Linked DNA regions of Mus musculus: all the other regions are linked to region 2. A link is a loop called in an ENCODE intact Hi-C map of the cell type or tissue named here. Cell type or tissue: gastrocnemius. All regions are shown on one strand. Region 1 overlaps Strn3 (striatin, calmodulin binding protein 3). Region 2 overlaps Scfd1 (Sec1 family domain containing 1). Region 3 overlaps Coch (cochlin).

What was found. Hi-C counts contacts between places; a loop is a spot of excess contacts. Peaks named below come from ENCODE experiments on the same cell type or tissue, not always from the same donor. Only the 100,000 strongest peaks of a DNase experiment are listed, where the experiment ranks them.
Region 1: it touches region 2 in a loop (2.4-fold over the local background); 8 of 42 quality-filtered maps call a loop at or near these places.
Region 3: a loop joins it to region 2, with 2.7 times the contacts of the local background. A loop is called at or near these places in 6 of 42 quality-filtered maps.

Annotation. Positions count from the first base shown.
Region 1 is chr12:51,613,700-51,616,199 of GRCm38, reverse strand. The region is part of intron 16 of Strn3 (striatin, calmodulin binding protein 3); the gene reads left to right. Among named protein-coding and RNA genes, the nearest start is that of Coch, 22 kb to the right of the region's middle. In gastrocnemius, no CTCF peak of the experiment used is centred here; no DNase peak of the experiment used is centred here; H3K27ac peaks cover 725 bases.
Region 2 is chr12:51,422,527-51,425,026 of GRCm38, reverse strand. It overlaps Scfd1 (Sec1 family domain containing 1), which reads right to left. Exons shown (of 25, transcript NM_029825.3): 15 at 2,024-2,120. Among named protein-coding and RNA genes, the nearest start is that of Gm40422, 13 kb to the right of the region's middle. In gastrocnemius, no CTCF peak of the experiment used is centred here; a DNase peak (open chromatin) is centred at 1,538.
Region 3 is chr12:51,603,975-51,606,474 of GRCm38, reverse strand. Coch (cochlin) reads right to left here. Exons shown (of 12, transcript NM_001198835.1): 12 at 702-1,618. The coding sequence ends at 1,443. Among named protein-coding and RNA genes, the nearest start is that of Coch, 12 kb to the right of the region's middle. In gastrocnemius, no CTCF peak of the experiment used is centred here; no DNase peak of the experiment used is centred here.

The sequences.
Region 1 (2,500 bases), 190 kb before region 2:
AGACAATATTTTGAGTTCCCACTACTGTGCCTGTATGATTCTAGGAAAGGGTATTATATGAGTGAGAACTGAGGAGAAACTAGAGGAGGAAAGGGCCTAAATTGATTGGGAACTTGTTTGTGCCACAACATTTGTCTGCCATATTTTTTCCTTTTTATTTTTTTTTCTTTTATTTTTTTATTTTTTTTTTAAAGATTTATTTATTATTATATGTAAGTACACTGTAGCTGTCTTCAGACACACCAGAAGAAGGAGTCAGATCTTGTTACGGATGGTTGTGAGCCACCATGTGGTTGCTGGGATTTGAACTCCGGACCTTCGGAAGAGCAGTCGGGTGCTCTTACCCACTGAGACATCTCACCAGCCCCTTTCTTTTATTTTTAAACTTATTTATTTTATGTATGTGAGTACACCGTTGCTATATTCAGACACCCCAGAAGAGGGCATTAGTTCCCATTACAGATGGTTGTGAACTACCTTGTGGTTGCTGGGAATTGAACTCAGGACCTCTGGAAGAGCAGTCAGTGCTTTTAACCACTGAGCCATCTCTCTAGCCCACATTTTCTTTCCTTTTAAAATATTTTATTTTATTCTGGGCAATGGTGGTGCACACCCTCAATCCTAGCTCTTGGGAGGTAGGGGCAGGTAGATCTCTGAGGTTGTAACTGAATGAGTTCCAGCACAGTCAGGACCCCACAAAGGCCTTTTGTCTTGAAAAGCAAACAAACCAACCAAAAAGTGTTATTTTACATGTATGAGTGTTTGCTTGGCCGTATGTGTATCACGTGTGTATTTGGTGACCAGAGACCTCAGAAGAAGCCATTGGATTTCTTGTAACTGTTGTTACGAATGGTTCTCAACCACCATGGAGGCGCTGCGAACCAAACCTGGGTCCTCTACAAAAATAAGTGCCCTTAATAACACTGAGCCAGCTCTAGTCTAAGTATCTGCCCTATTCTTGATACAATAGGTTTTGGGTGAACAGAGCAAAACAAAGGGTTCTTAGAATGTTGTTTTATTGTTTATTCTTTGTGAAGTGTTGTTCTATTTTATTTACATATATTCAGTTATACATTAAATTTATTTTATGTGTATGGGTATTTTGGCTGTGGAGGTCAAAAGAGGCTGTCAGATCATCTGGAATTGGCCTGTTGGTACTGGAAACCAAACCTAGGTTGTCACCCACAAGAGCAAGAAGTGTTCTTTGATCCCTGAGCCAGCACTTACTCTGGCTCATTTGTAATTGTAATAACTCTAGATTTATTATAAAAGACATGTGTCATCTTTTTAAAAAATATTATTTATTTAATGTATCTGAGTACACTGTAGCTGTATTCAGACACACTGAAGAGGGGCATGGGATTCCATTACAGATGGTTGTGAGCCACCATGTGGTTGCTGAGGATTGAACTCAGGACCTCTGGAAGACCGCTGAGCCATCTCTCCAGCCCCAATATGTCAACTTTTTATTTTGTTGGGGAGGGGGCAGATGCTGGAAAATGAACCCAGTGCTTAGCACATAATAGTCAATGTGCTGAATTACTGAACTACATTTTAGTAGGAATCTGTTCATCTTAATGGAATAGGGTGTTACTAAAAGAATGGAACCATAAAAAAGTTGGTTAAATGAGAGAAACTGCAAGTATGTATTAGTGAAAATGGGATCATAGTTACCGGAAGAGGTCTGAAATGTTATGATCATCATTAGAGGACCAGCATCTCACTTGATCCAGCATTGTATCCCTCTATTCATAGTCTGTCTGGTGGATTAATCACAGTCTCAAGTGACTATACATAATATGGAAAAGACTTAATTAAATTAAGATATTGGGCAGTAGTCTGTGGGGAGATGGCTCTGTGTGTAATAGCTTTTACTCTGCAATCTTGAGGATCTGAGGTCAAGTTTCTAGCATCCATATAAAAAACTTAGCCCAAAATTCATTAAGAAATTAATTTTAGAAGTTTCTGATACCTGAATAACAGAACATTCACTTAATTTTTTTTTCCAAGACACGGTTTCTCTGTGTGTAGCTTTGTCTGTCCTGGAAGTGTTTGTGCTAACCAGGCTATCCTCAAGCTCACAGAGTTCCATCTGCCTCTGCCTCCCAAGTGCTGGGATTAAAGGCATGCAGTGTTGTACACCGCCCAATTGTTAAAATATATATTTGTGTATGTGGGTATATGTGTGTAAAGGCAAGAAGACAACTTGCAAGAGTTGGGTTTCCTTCCTGAACTCAATCCCATGTTGTTATTCTTGGTGTCAAGTGCCTCTCTGGGTCTTGATGACTGCAGAATGAATCAATTTATGGTGTTGCTTTTTCTTCTTCAAATTACATGTTGCCAGTGCAGGATACTCTTTCCCTCAAAGACTTTGTACTGCACTATATCCACAGCCTGTTTTAAATTTCAACTTGGTGAGTTGCCACAGAGGCTAAGAGTCCTTGAGCCTCTTGGAAAGGATCGGAGCTTGATTCCCAACACCCATGAAGCTCACAACCAT
Region 2 (2,500 bases):
CGAGTGATCACTAAGATATCTTAAGGCCCAGATTTTCCAGAGCAGCTCAGTCACCCCTCTTCTTCCTTGCACAGGGCGCACGTTGACAGAAAAGTGCTAAGGAAGCGGCCGTAGTAACCTACCAAAGCTCACTGGGACGTGTGTCCTAGGATGCAAAGCTCACTGGGACGTGTGTCCTAGGATGCAAAGCTCACTGGGACGTGTGTCCTAGGATGTAAAGACTTATAACTATCACCTTGTATTTCATCAGAATACAAACTAAGAGCTGGTCATACTTAAGTATGCCTGTACTCTCAGCACTAAGAAGGCCAGAGAAAGGAGGATTCCAAGTTCAAGACCAGCCTGGGCTAAACATAAGTTCCAGCCCTGATGGACTATATAGTGAGATTCTATCTCAAAAATCAACTAATCAACAAAACAAAACAAAACACCCAAAAAAGAAATCGTAACATTACAAGCAGCTAAGAGTAAAACCAGATTTAAAAAAAAAAAAGTGACAGCTGATGACACTCGGAGCTTCACGGGACTCAGAATCCAGATAGCCCTCAGTTTATCCTTATTTCCCAAATATGAAACCTCAGCGGCACTTTTGTCAAGTTCTTGGGTTTACAACCTTTTGGTACGCCTTTACTGGTAATGTTACGTGAGATTTACCTAACGAGGTATTGACTTCGGTTCTTACTGTAACGTTTCTATTTCTGTCTTCATAGTGAACAAGTACTTGTAGGGAAGTACTAGTGTTCAAATATGCGATGTCTCAAGCAGGCTCGTGTGCTAGGACTCTTGGCTGCCCGCAGAGAGGCTTGGGAAGTGATTGGTTCCTAAGAGCTCTGACCCGACAGACTGACAAAATGATGATACTCTTATTATTATTATTATATTATTATTAGGAGGTGGGGCTAACTGGCGGAAGGCGATCACTGGATGGCTATTGTGCTGTAGCCCCTGATCTTGCAGCATGCAAGTCAGGTGTTTGCTCTCCCACAATGTTCAGTATCACCTCAGAGCAGTGGGACCAGACAACTGTGGACCAAGGCTTCTAAAATCTTTCCTCCTTTTAAATGGTTTCAGGCATTTGTCACAGTGATGAAGTCTCATTAAAAGATGCAGTGCTCTGAGATCACGTAAACATTCTATCAAATTTCAATTATCTCACCTATTTTGCCTATTCAAAATCATGGATACCTTTTTTATCCCATCGGCTCTAACCCATGATTTATTATTATATTTTTATTTTGATGGTCAGATGGTCATGATTTGGAGCCTTTCACACTGACTGCTAGGTCTTTTTAAATTTGTTGCTGTTGTTGTTGTTACTTGTTTTCTAGGACAACTAATGTTCTAATTTCATTTTTCTAAAAAAATTTCAATTACTTATCCTATTATCCTATTATTTATCAGCTCCTTCTGTGCTTAGTCCTCATGGAAAATGCCATTTGTAGCCAGAATCTAAGAGGGGGGGTGTAATACATCTGCTCCCAGACCCTTGCAATTGGCAAGTCACAGGGCTCCCCTCCCCGCCCCTGGGCCTCTTCCTTCCAGTACTAGAACAGGCACAGACTGAAGCAACAAGCTGCTCAGGTCCTCCCGTTTGCACTGCCAGCAACTCTATCCAGTGAGCCATGTCCCCACCGCAGTTTGTGAAGCACCCCACACTGTTTTTAAAGTATGTTCCTGAACATTTAAAGTAGAACTCAGTCTTAGTTACATTCCCCATCTACTCTCTGGATAAGCCACAGTGAAGTAGAGACAATGTCACTCATTCAAATCTCCTGGAGAGAGTGGGAACTGATGGCTCTATAGAGCACATTAAAGAAATGAATACAAAGTATTTAAACACACGACCAAAGGGGGAAAATCATTTTCCATTTTTAAGAACTGCTATGTTGAAAATTTTTCAGCATAAGATAGCTCTTATAATTAATACAAGAATTACTGACTAATACAATAATTCTACTTAAATTCTGTCTGGACTGAAACACTAGATTCGTTCCTGTAAACATTCTCAGGTTATGGCACATACCATCAGGGTCGGATATGACGTCTAGGAGGGACTTATCCAGAGTAGTCTTGCTCATTATTTTTTCTTCATATTCAAAATATACATCCAGTTTTCTTGCCTGTTTCGAAATAAACACTAGGTAAAAATATAGTAAGGAAAAATATAGTAAGAGTCTCTTGCTAATAAATTTCTATTTTTTATCATCAAATGTATAGCCAATGTATGTTTATTTACAGAGAGTTGAGTTTCTTACTTTTTTTTTCAATTTTTTTATTAGATATTTTCTTCATTTACATTTCAAATGCTATCCTGAAAGTCCCCTATACCTTCCCCCTGCCCTGCTCCCCTACCCACCCACTCCCACTTCTTGGCCGTGGCATTTCCCTGTACTGGGGCATATAAAGTTTGCAAGACCAATGGGCCTCTCTTTCCAATGATGGCCGACTAGGCCATCTTCTGCTACATATGCAGCTAGAGACACAAGCTCTGGGGGTACTG
Region 3 (2,500 bases), 180 kb before region 2:
GGGACAAGGAATTTTTTAAAATCGATTTTTTGTGTAGCTTTTGAGATATTCAAGTTCTGTCTCTGTCTCACACATGAGCCTTCTGCATGGGCTTGGCATTTACTCAAGAAAATCATGAGTCACCAGGATTTTTTCCACGTCAGTTGGTAGGAAACGGATCCACAGTTGGGTAAGGAGAGGGACAGAACCTGGTTTAGAGAAGATGAGGTGATCTATCCCTGTGGTGAGGGCTCTCTGTGGTAAGCTCTAATCCATACGAGGTGGATTCTGCCTGACATGAGCTTCACAAATGTGCTAAGTTTTTAATATGATACTAGTTATATTTCTTTTGAAGTCAGTCCTCCAAAGCATGCCCTAGTGGTTTCCCTGGTCATGACTGCAGTGATGCCTACATTAGGCATTCAGTATATAATTGAAAGAGAGGTTATTGCATGATGAAATGAGACTTCTCATTCCATGTAAGTTAGCAAGTGAAGCATTTTTTGTCATAAAGAAAAACTTTAGGGGCTGGAGAGGTGTCTCAGTGGTTAAGAGCACTGACTGCTCTTCCAGAGGACCCAGATTCAATTTCCCAACACCACATGGCAGCTCAAAAACTGGAATTATTGTTCCAGAGTTTCTGACACTGTCACACAGACATACATGCAGTCAAAACACCAGTGTACATTAAATAAAATTTTAAAAGGAAAAACACTAGTGTTAATAAATAGGCACTTAGTCACTAGCAGTTTTATTGCTGACAGCCAAGCTATTAAGCTGTGTATTTTTTCGGTTACAATACTTGACACATCTTTTTTTTCAAAAAAAAAAAAGTTATCTGCTTAAACATTTTCTTAGTCCTCGGAGTACATGCCTGTCTATACACATAAAATTAAGGATATAAATAGAAAAATACCAGGCAATCCTACCTTTACTCAGTGTGGTATTTCAGCCATCAAGTTATGAAAACACACTACAAAAGAAGCTTGATATATGATTCCATATAATGTGTAGTTATGGCTAGTGCACATAATAACAGCTGTCTGTTCTTGGCTGGTTTTAAGAAAACATCCACATGGGTCAAAATATGTATACTTGATCTGTGTTTAAAAGCTGTTCTGTTTTCCTTGCATGGTCAATGCAGAGTGATTAAAGAGGGAACAGTGCTTTGTGTGTAAGCGCCAGGTTCTTTTATTGAGCTGTGTAGCTTACCTATCCACTTGAATGCATATTTGAACTCCCAATGTTAATCCATGACAACTCTTCTTTCCTGAGTTTCTAAGGGCCTGATTATCAAGTCTCGGCCAATCTAAATTGTGAGCATCACATGAATATTCATTTGCTTTAAACAGCTGTGGACGCATTTTTTGACACTGGTAAGCTATAAAGTTACATAGGCATTGAGAATATAATTTGCACATTAGATCCCCTTGCACGTATTCCTTGAGTTGTCAGAGTATCGGTTATTGCTGGGATTCTAAGAAGTCTCTACAAATGCCTCTGATGACGTCAGAGACAATTGGTTCTAACCCTGTGAACTCTCTGGTAAAGAAAGCGTGTGACTCTTTGGGTTTAGAGGCCATATCTCTCAGGTCATCCAGCGGTGCCCAAGCCACACCAACAGAGAAGATGGTGATACCTAAAGGGGAAACATTTTAAATAAGTTAAAAATGTAGTTATATATTCCATATATATAATATGTATATATTCCATATATATAATACATAGCTGCAGAGGAAACTGCCTGATACGTTTTTAAGTGAAATCTATGCTAAGTTTTTAGGTTAGACCACAGTCATTTTGATTATATCAAAAATAATTGGTCAAAACCAAAAGCTTTGCCACCAGCAACTGCATATTAATAACGATGAAAATACTGAGATTGTCAATCTATTCAAGACTGCACTGAACAAACGAGGAAGAGAAAGAAAATCAAGTTGATAGTTTATGAAGCCCCTGCAGCAGGCACACATGTTTGGCAGTGAGAAAGGACTCCCTGCTATTGTCACTTTCAGACATCATCTTGGGGACCCTGATAACCACATTAAAGTAAAACTGGCACAGAGGACAGATAAATGGGAAGGTTGCATTGTCTGAGGAATGGGGGCTAGAAATAATTTTGTTTGTTCTAATTCAGTCTTTGAAGTTATAGTGACAAATCCATTTTACAATCAAAACTTGTAGATCTGGGAGCGGGAGAGATGGCTCAGCAGGTAATTTGTTGCTCTTGTACCAGACCTGTGTTCAGTTTCCAGCACCCACATAGTTCACAAATATTTATAACTCCAGTTCCAGGGCCAATGCCCTCTCATGACCTTCATGGGCACTAGGTACACACCTGGTGCACATACATAATAAACACAGGAAAAATGCTCAAATGTTTTTAAAAATTATATTGTTATTTTTAAATTGCAAGTTTTTAAAGCAATCTGGTGAATTAAAAAACACTCCCCTTCTTGAGCTGGGTGTTGTGTGTACATGCCTTTAATCCCAACACTTGGGCAGCAGAGGCAGGAGGAAC